Linked DNA regions of Homo sapiens: region 2 is linked to region 1. The links are chromatin contacts, found by Hi-C or POLR2A ChIA-PET in ENCODE. All regions are on one chromosome and are shown on one strand. Each heading gives the region's core, a stretch centred on a gene start or an enhancer-like site at or near the end of the contact. The rest is flanking DNA. Distances are from core to core; before and after follow the strand shown. Region 1 overlaps CD226 (CD226 molecule). Region 2 has its middle 49 kb from the start of LINC01910.

Evidence for each region. A loop is a pair of places that touch in the nucleus more often than their neighbours do. ChIA-PET counts read pairs that join two places held with the same protein, here RNA polymerase II (POLR2A). Pooled maps may share reads with other maps.
Region 2: a pooled map shows a loop between it and region 1 (2.4-fold over the local background). The contact joins two enhancer-like sites. A Hi-C loop is called at or near these places in 2 of 37 single-sample maps with no recorded cell type and 3 of 50 pooled maps. POLR2A ChIA-PET finds 5 or more read pairs at or near these places in 1 of 52 experiments (WTC11).

The regions. Positions count from the first base shown.
Region 1 is chr18:69,896,153-69,899,949 of GRCh38, forward strand. The region is part of intron 2 of CD226 (CD226 molecule); the gene reads right to left. Among named protein-coding and RNA genes, the nearest start is that of CD226, 50 kb to the right of the region's middle. Within about 2 kb of position 1,704, at least 4 of the 41 ENCODE cell types and tissues checked have a DNase peak (open chromatin) inside an H3K27ac peak, as active enhancers do.
Region 2 is chr18:70,431,950-70,435,746 of GRCh38, forward strand. No RefSeq gene overlaps it. Among named protein-coding and RNA genes, the nearest start is that of LINC01910, 49 kb to the left of the region's middle. Within about 2 kb of position 2,161, at least 2 of the 41 ENCODE cell types and tissues checked have a DNase peak (open chromatin) inside an H3K27ac peak, as active enhancers do.

The DNA.
Region 1 (3,797 bases), core at 454-2,953:
TTCCGTTGTGAATGACCTCTTTATACTACTTTTTTTTTTTTTTTCCTGAGACGGAGTCTTGCTCTGTCACCCAGACTAGAGTGCAGTGGTGTGATCTCGGCTCAATGCAACCTCCACCTCCCAGGTTCACGCCATTCTCCTGCCTCAGCCTCCTGAGTAGCTGGGACTATAGGCGCCCGCCACCGCGCCCGGCTAATTTTTTGTATTTTTAGTAGAGACGGGCTTTCACCGTGTTAGCCAGGATGGTCTCAATCTCCTGACCTTGTGATCCGCCCACCTCGGCCTCCCAAAGTGCTGGGATTACAGGCATGAGCCACCGCACCCAGTTGTGAATGACACATTCTTGTAAGAGAAAGGGTTTTTTTTGTTTTTTGTTTTTTGTTTTTAAGTCCGGGAGATAAATAGAAAAGAGGATATGATTGTTCACACATAGTTCCATAAGTGTTACTTGGTTAACCATGTAGTGAGAAACACAGCCAAAACCCCTGGTGCTTTTCTTGGTATCATATCAAGAGGCTGAATTTTACAAAGAGACTGTTAGGCAATAATGCTGGGCTGGTGTCTCTGACACTGACCTACAGTATCAAATGTTCAGGTTATAATCATTCTGGCTAAGATTCTGACAGTTATGAAAAAGATACCAAATCATTCTCACTGAATATACACATGATCTCATTCTTCAGATATACAGGGTTGTCTTACACATGGGTAGAGTAGGGCCCCACATGTGGTATCAATTCTTGATACCATGAAAGTCCAGTATTCTCCCACCTTCCTCACACCATTTCTGGAATTCCTACCATAAAGTACTCAGTAATTGTCACTAAATATCTAAGTCCATGGTCCTTAGAGTGTGTTTGGGGGCCCTGGGCATCTCTGTGTCCCTTTAGGGGATATGCCAGTTCAAATCTATTTTCCTAGTGATATTGAGAGGAAATTCCCCCTCTTCACTCCAGTTCTCTCACAGGTATACAGTAGATATTTCCAGAGGCTCTGCCAGCTAGTGGTATGCATGCTTGAAAATTCTTGTGTTTTAAATTTTGCTCAATATTGATTTCTAATACAGTAAACATGACAGATATAGCGTACATAAACAAACACTCCCTGAGGGCCTTCAGTAATTTTTAAAATAGCATAAAGGGGTCTTGAGACCAAAAAGTTTGGGAACCCGATCTAAAGAATAAACTGTGGTAACTCTTTCTTAAAATTAAGATAACCCAGCAAGGTAACAAGTGGATCTATTTATTAGTGATGAACACCTTCTTTCTTCTGATGGCATCACTAATGCCAACAAATCCTGACCTGCTATTTCAGTAGAGTGAGGCCTGGGCAGTAATGATGTCACAAAACTCTCTGGCACTAAGGGAGAAATGCAAAAAGTGGGAAGTCATCTGTCACTTCAACTATGTGACAGTTTCACTCAGGACTGGCCCAGGAGCCATTGTCTTGGCATACAAACAAAAGAAAAAAGAAATAGAGAAAGAGAGAAAGGAAGGAGGGAAGGAGAAAAAGAAGAGAGAAAAAGAAAAAAGGAGGGAGGAAGAAAAAAGGAAGGAAAGGAGACAGAGAAACAAAAGAGATGTCACATTTCGAAAGAGAGAATGAAAGCAAGTCTAAAGTGCAGTAAGATTTGCCATCTATTGAACTAGAATATCATGGCTACGATAGTTTCAGCCGCACCAAAAACTAGCTTCTCATCTTCAGCATGCGGTTCCATGTGTCAAAATGTTGTAAAAAGAAAACCACAGCACTCCAGCTTTCTCCTCTGTACAACCGTTTACCAAAGGTAGCACTTTACCCACATAACACACACCCGGAAAACATTTCGTCTCTAAGTAATAAAGCAACACAAGAAAAGGGGAAGAAAGAAAAGCAAAGGAAGAAAATTCATTAAAAAAGGGAAAAAAGGAAATAAAAGCTTAAAAGAAACAAAAGGAAAATTAAAATAAAAATTAAAACAGGGAAAGGAAGACGTGAGAAAAGAAGGAAATGCGTGACAACATAAAATCAGATGCTAGCACACCATGTGGAGAAATGAAAGAACATAAAAGAAATGAAAAAAAGGAGGAGAAATCGACTTTCATGTGAGCCCTTCTGGTCCCTGGGAAGTAAGAGGCAGCGTGAATGCGTGTCCTCAGTGCTCACACGCACAACTGTTTTGTGTTTTTCTTCTTCTTCTCTCTGGATGCCGCCCCGTCCAATCTCAGGAGTTTCCTTTGTCTGCCTATCTAACCAAAACCATGCTGTCAGGCCCCCGTGAACCTGCCGACTCAGGTAGAAACAGGGGTCTACTCATAGCCGTGTCTGCATTTTCACAAAGGACAATGCAGGAAGCAATGGGGAAAATCCTAGAGGGGATGCAGCTGTCTTTGGGGAGCAAAGTGCAGGGAGGTTACAGCAGAGGCTCCATGTGAGGACCTAGACCCGCCTCTCAATAGACTCAGCCTGGAGGTGAAAGAAGTGGTTCCCAACCCTAGAGCCAGGTGGTTCAGAAGCTCAGAGTAGCCCCTGATTAACCTTTCCTGACAAACAGAGTAACTGATTGGTGTTAGATGAAAATCAAGACCTATTACGAGGTCGGCCAAACCTGCCTTGCCTCAGATATTGCTTGTGGCTTCTCAGACCACAGGCTCTTCCTGCAAAGCTCAGTGGAAGGCAGCTCAAAATGACCTTGAAAAGAACTGCCAGAAAGAGCCCACACAAACAAGAGAACCGTGGGATCCTGATGAACTTGGAATTGGAAAGTGGATTCACGTGAAACAGACCAAAATGTCGTAGTTAATTGGGAAGAAAAAAATTTGATTTCAATAAAACAAATACAAATAATGAAAACCAGCTTATACTTATATGTAGCTACGTATTAATACTTAGAATAAACATTGAATAGACTGTGTTGTTTTCCCATGATTTTTATTGCAGGATATCATGATTAAATATTCTCTATTTTGTATGTGGCTTCTCTGGCTTGACCACAAATCATCCTTGGAAATTATTTCAGTGCTTCATCACTTTTCCAACCACTGCTCATGTCCTGGGTACCCCAAACATTGCTGGGTACATCTTCACATCATGCCACTGCCCCTGCCCACTAGCGCCTCCCTGGCTACTGACCTGTCCTCCTCACCATCCTCACTGGTCAACAGTTCTGCATATGCAGTTTGAGCAGCTCTGCAAAATCCTTCACCCACTTCACAAAACCCTGAGTCATTTTACTGTCAGCTTCGTAAACCCAAGCCTCTGTATAGCTAGACCATTTTACACTGCTCTGTACTTAGCACCTAGAACCATGCTTGGCATAAAGTAGAGAAGTCAATCAATATTTTTTGGATAAAAAATTTGCCAACCTAAAGAATGGGAGGAAATATTTGCAAACTATGCATCTGACAAAGGTCTAATATCCAGCATCTATAAGGAAGTTAAGCAAATTTACAAGAGGAAAACGACCCCATTAAAAAGTGGGTAAAGGACACAAACAGACACTTCTCAAAAGAAGACATATACGTGGCCAACAAGCATATGACAAAAAGCTCAATATCACTCATCATTACAGAAAGGCAAACCAAAATGACAATGAGACACCATCTCATACCAGTCAGAATGGCTATTACTAAAAAGGCAAAACATTACAGATGCTGGTGAGGTTGCAGAGAAAAGGGAACACTTATACACTGTTGGTGGGAGTGTAAATTAATTCAACCATTGTGGAAAGCAGTATGGCAATTCCTCAAAGAGATAAAAGCAGAACTACCATTTGACCCAGCAATCCCATTCCTGGGCATATACCCAGAGGAATATAA
Region 2 (3,797 bases), core at 911-3,410, 540 kb after region 1:
TTGCTTGAACCCGGGAGGTGGAGGTTGCAGTGAGCCGAGATCGTGCCACTGCACTGCAGTCTGGCAACAGAGCAAGACTCCGTCTTAAAAAAAAAAAAAAAAAAAAAAAGTTGAACTCAATAGAAACCAAAGAAAGGCAATGTTAAGTAATTTTCCACTTGCCAATTTGGCAGAGAGTAAAAAGGAACAATAATGACCAGTATTTGTGAGGGTATCAGGAAATGGCAGCTCATATGGTAAAAGTATAAACTGATGTGATCTGTCATTCATTGCCTTTTCAAAAAGTATAATATATAAATATATATAGCAGTGTTTAAAACTGTAACATTATTTTTATTGCCCAGGAAGTTCAAATAAAAATAAACATCTTCATAGTAAGAAAATGGTACAATGGGCCAGGTACAGTGGCTCATACCTGTAATCCCAGCACTTTGGGAGGCCGAGGTAGGCAGATCACCTGAGGTCAGGAGTTTGAGATTAGCATGGCCAACATGGTGAAACCTCGTCTCTACTAAAAATACAAAAATTAGGCGGGCGTGGTGGCGGGTGCCTCTAATCCCAGCTACTCAGAGGCTGAGGCAGAAACCTGAACAAACATCTTTCATTAAAGGATATTCTTAGGTAAGCACTTAAAACTTTTTAGTATATTACAGGGACATAGTTTTTACTATTCCAACTGTAAAACATTAAGACATGACAGTGGTGATTGTAACTATTTTGTAGGAGCGTTGAAATGATTATGCTTTGTTTCATGAGAAAGCAGAGTGAAAAATTCCACATACCTCTAATTACATAACTTAATAAAGTTATTTATTTTGGTTACACCTATCAATATAATTTTCATGCAGTGCAAGTTATGCCATAGGGATTATGGTTGTCAACTGAAGAATGACAAGGCTTATAAATTTGGAAAGGGTTGCAGCCTGCAGGGTGGCCATCTGACAGGGTGGGAAGCCAGAAACAGACATTTTGAGGGAGGGGCAACAGGAACAGGAATATATGCTGAACGAAGTGGCTGAATATATGTGTTTAATAAGCTACAGGAGAAGTCATGAATCTTTGTGAAAGAGGAAACATGTGCATGAGCAATAAAGCTTCCTGCTTCTCCAAGGGATCCATGTTCAGAAAATGGCCATGTTAGCATGATCGGAGAGTGGAGTGTTTGGCCTTCTGACTTCAAAAGGTGAACCAGAGGACACAAAAATTCCAACTGCACATTCCTTGTAGACTCCATGGTCCGTGGTCTCTTATCAGGCAAAAAGGAGGGGTGGGCAGTGTCAGGTTGGTCAATAGCGGTGGAATCATTTGAAAGACTGGTTTCTGTTTTGCTCTTAGGGAAGAAAGCTTAATGGTGGCCAGCAGGGGAAGGGCACATTGAGGTGTGTCTGACCCCATTCCATCATGGTCAAGAACTCAGTTTCCAAGGTTACTCTGGGGTCCCCTGGACCAAGAGGGGGTCCATTCAGTGAGTTGAGGAGCTTAGCATTTCATTTTTATTTCTCATGGGTTTTTCTGTCAGGCCAATAAAAAACAACAAACACGCATGGAAGAAGTACTGTGGCTGCCTTTTTTTTTTTTTTTTTGAAATGGAGTTTTGCTCTTGTTGTCCAGGCTGGAGTGCAATGGCACAATCTCAGCTCACCACAACCTCTACCTCCCGGGTTCAAGCGATTCTCCTGCCTCTGCCTCCCTAGTAGCTGAGATTACAGGCATGCGCCACCACGCCTGGCTAATTTTGTATTTTTAGTAGAGACGGGGTTTCTCCGTGTTGGTCAGGCTGGTCTTGAGCTCCCTACCTCAGGTGATCTGCCCGCCTCGGCCTCCCAAAGTGCTGGGATTACAGGCCACTGCGCCCAGTCCTGTGGCTGCCTTAAAATATCTGATACTAATATTACCTAGGTATTACAGACTGAACTGTGTCTCCCCCAAATTGATATGTTGAAGTCTTAACCCCCAACTGTGACTATAATTGAAGATAGGGCCTATAAGGAGGTAAATAAGGTTAAATGAGGTCAGAAGGGTGGGGCTCTGGATAGATACAGTATCCTTACACCAAGAGACACTGGAGAGCCCTCTCTCTTTCCCCACAGGCATATAAGAGGCCATGTGAGCCCACAGCGAGAAGGCTGCCATCTGCTGGCCAAGAGAATTGGTCTCGGAATGAAACCACCTTGTGGCCACCTTGATCTTGGACTTCCAGCTTACAGAACTGTGAGAAATACATTTTTGTTGTTTAAGTCACCCTGTCTATGATATTTTGTATGGCAGCCTGAGCTATGATATATGGAATGCCTATTTATTATTTTTTAATATCTATTTCAATCTTATCAGGTAGCTACTTCATTAGCCCAACGTTGCACATTGAGGTTTACGGAACTAACTTGTCCAATGTCACACAGCTGATCACTGGAAGAACCAGGAATTAAAGTCTTCTGATTCTAAATTCTAAATTCGTTTCTTTTCTTTTTCTTTCTTTCTTTTTTTTTTTTTTTTTGAGACAGAATCTTGCTCTGTCACCCAGGCTGGAGTGCAGTGGCGTGATCTCAGCTCACTGCAACCTCCACTGCCAGAGTTCAAATGATTCTCCTGCCTTAGCCTCCCGAGTAGCTGAGATTACAGGTGAGTGCCACCATGCACAGCTAATTTTTATATTTTTAGTAAAGACATGGTTTGGCCATGTTGGCCAGGCTGGTCTCAAACTCCTGACCTCAAGTGATCTGCCCACCTCGGCCTCCCGAAGTGCTGGGATAACAAGCGTGAGCCACCTCACCCTGCCTCTAATTTTAAATTCCATACTATCATGATTACTCAGATTAATTTTTTAAATAATGTGTTACTTTCATCATTGAACCTCATAAATAGTTGTATAACTTTTGGTTTTCCCATCACCTAAAATAAAACAGCACATTACTAAAACTGCTGTAGCTTTACTTTAGCTGTTTATTTTTCAAAACATGAGTAATTATATTTCAGTGGATTGTCTTAATTTTATATGGCTGGGTATAGAAAGAAGAGTAACTCCACTTTAGAGATGGCAGTGGCCAGGAATAATCATGATTCCCATCATTTTTGGCTGGAGAATTTTAAAAGAATATTGAAAAAAAGTAGTGCTTTAGAGGGGACTGTGCTAATGATTCTGCTATTGGCAGGTCACCCCAGGAGAAATAAGTCTCAGCCCATCAATTTGCTGATGCTACTTCTCTGGGAGAGGTGAGGATGTTCTCAAAGAAGGCAAGAGTACTCATTATTGTAAAGATAAAACATGATTTAAAAGACTCATGAGAAAAGTTGTTTTCTAGAAGCACAGCAAACATCACGAGGAAGCCATGTTGCTTATCTGCAGTCTTTGCTTTGATATTTCTGTGTTGGATTAGTCTTTGACATTTGGAAATCAGTTCATCATTATTGGAGCAGTGGTGTTCTTAATAAGAAAAAAAAACATCTAAAGCAAACTAAATGGTGGAGAGGAAAGGCTGTATATGTTAAGAGGTGAGTTAGGAAAGCACGGAGGAACTCTGACTTGGAGCCGATTCAAATAGGACTGAGAGAAGTAGTGGATAATACCATAGATGTTTAATAACAGCTTGCAGACAAGGTTCAACAAGGACCTGTCAAAAGTAACTCTTCCAAATACCATGATAGAGTTAAGGCAGAGGACATCTTTGCATTGTTTCATTATGAAATATTTCTTAATTATAAAAAGTTACAGAGAAAATCAGCCAGGCACAGTGGCTCACACCTGTAATCCCAGCACTTTGAGAGGTCAAGGTGGGTGGATCACCTGAGGTCAGGAGTTC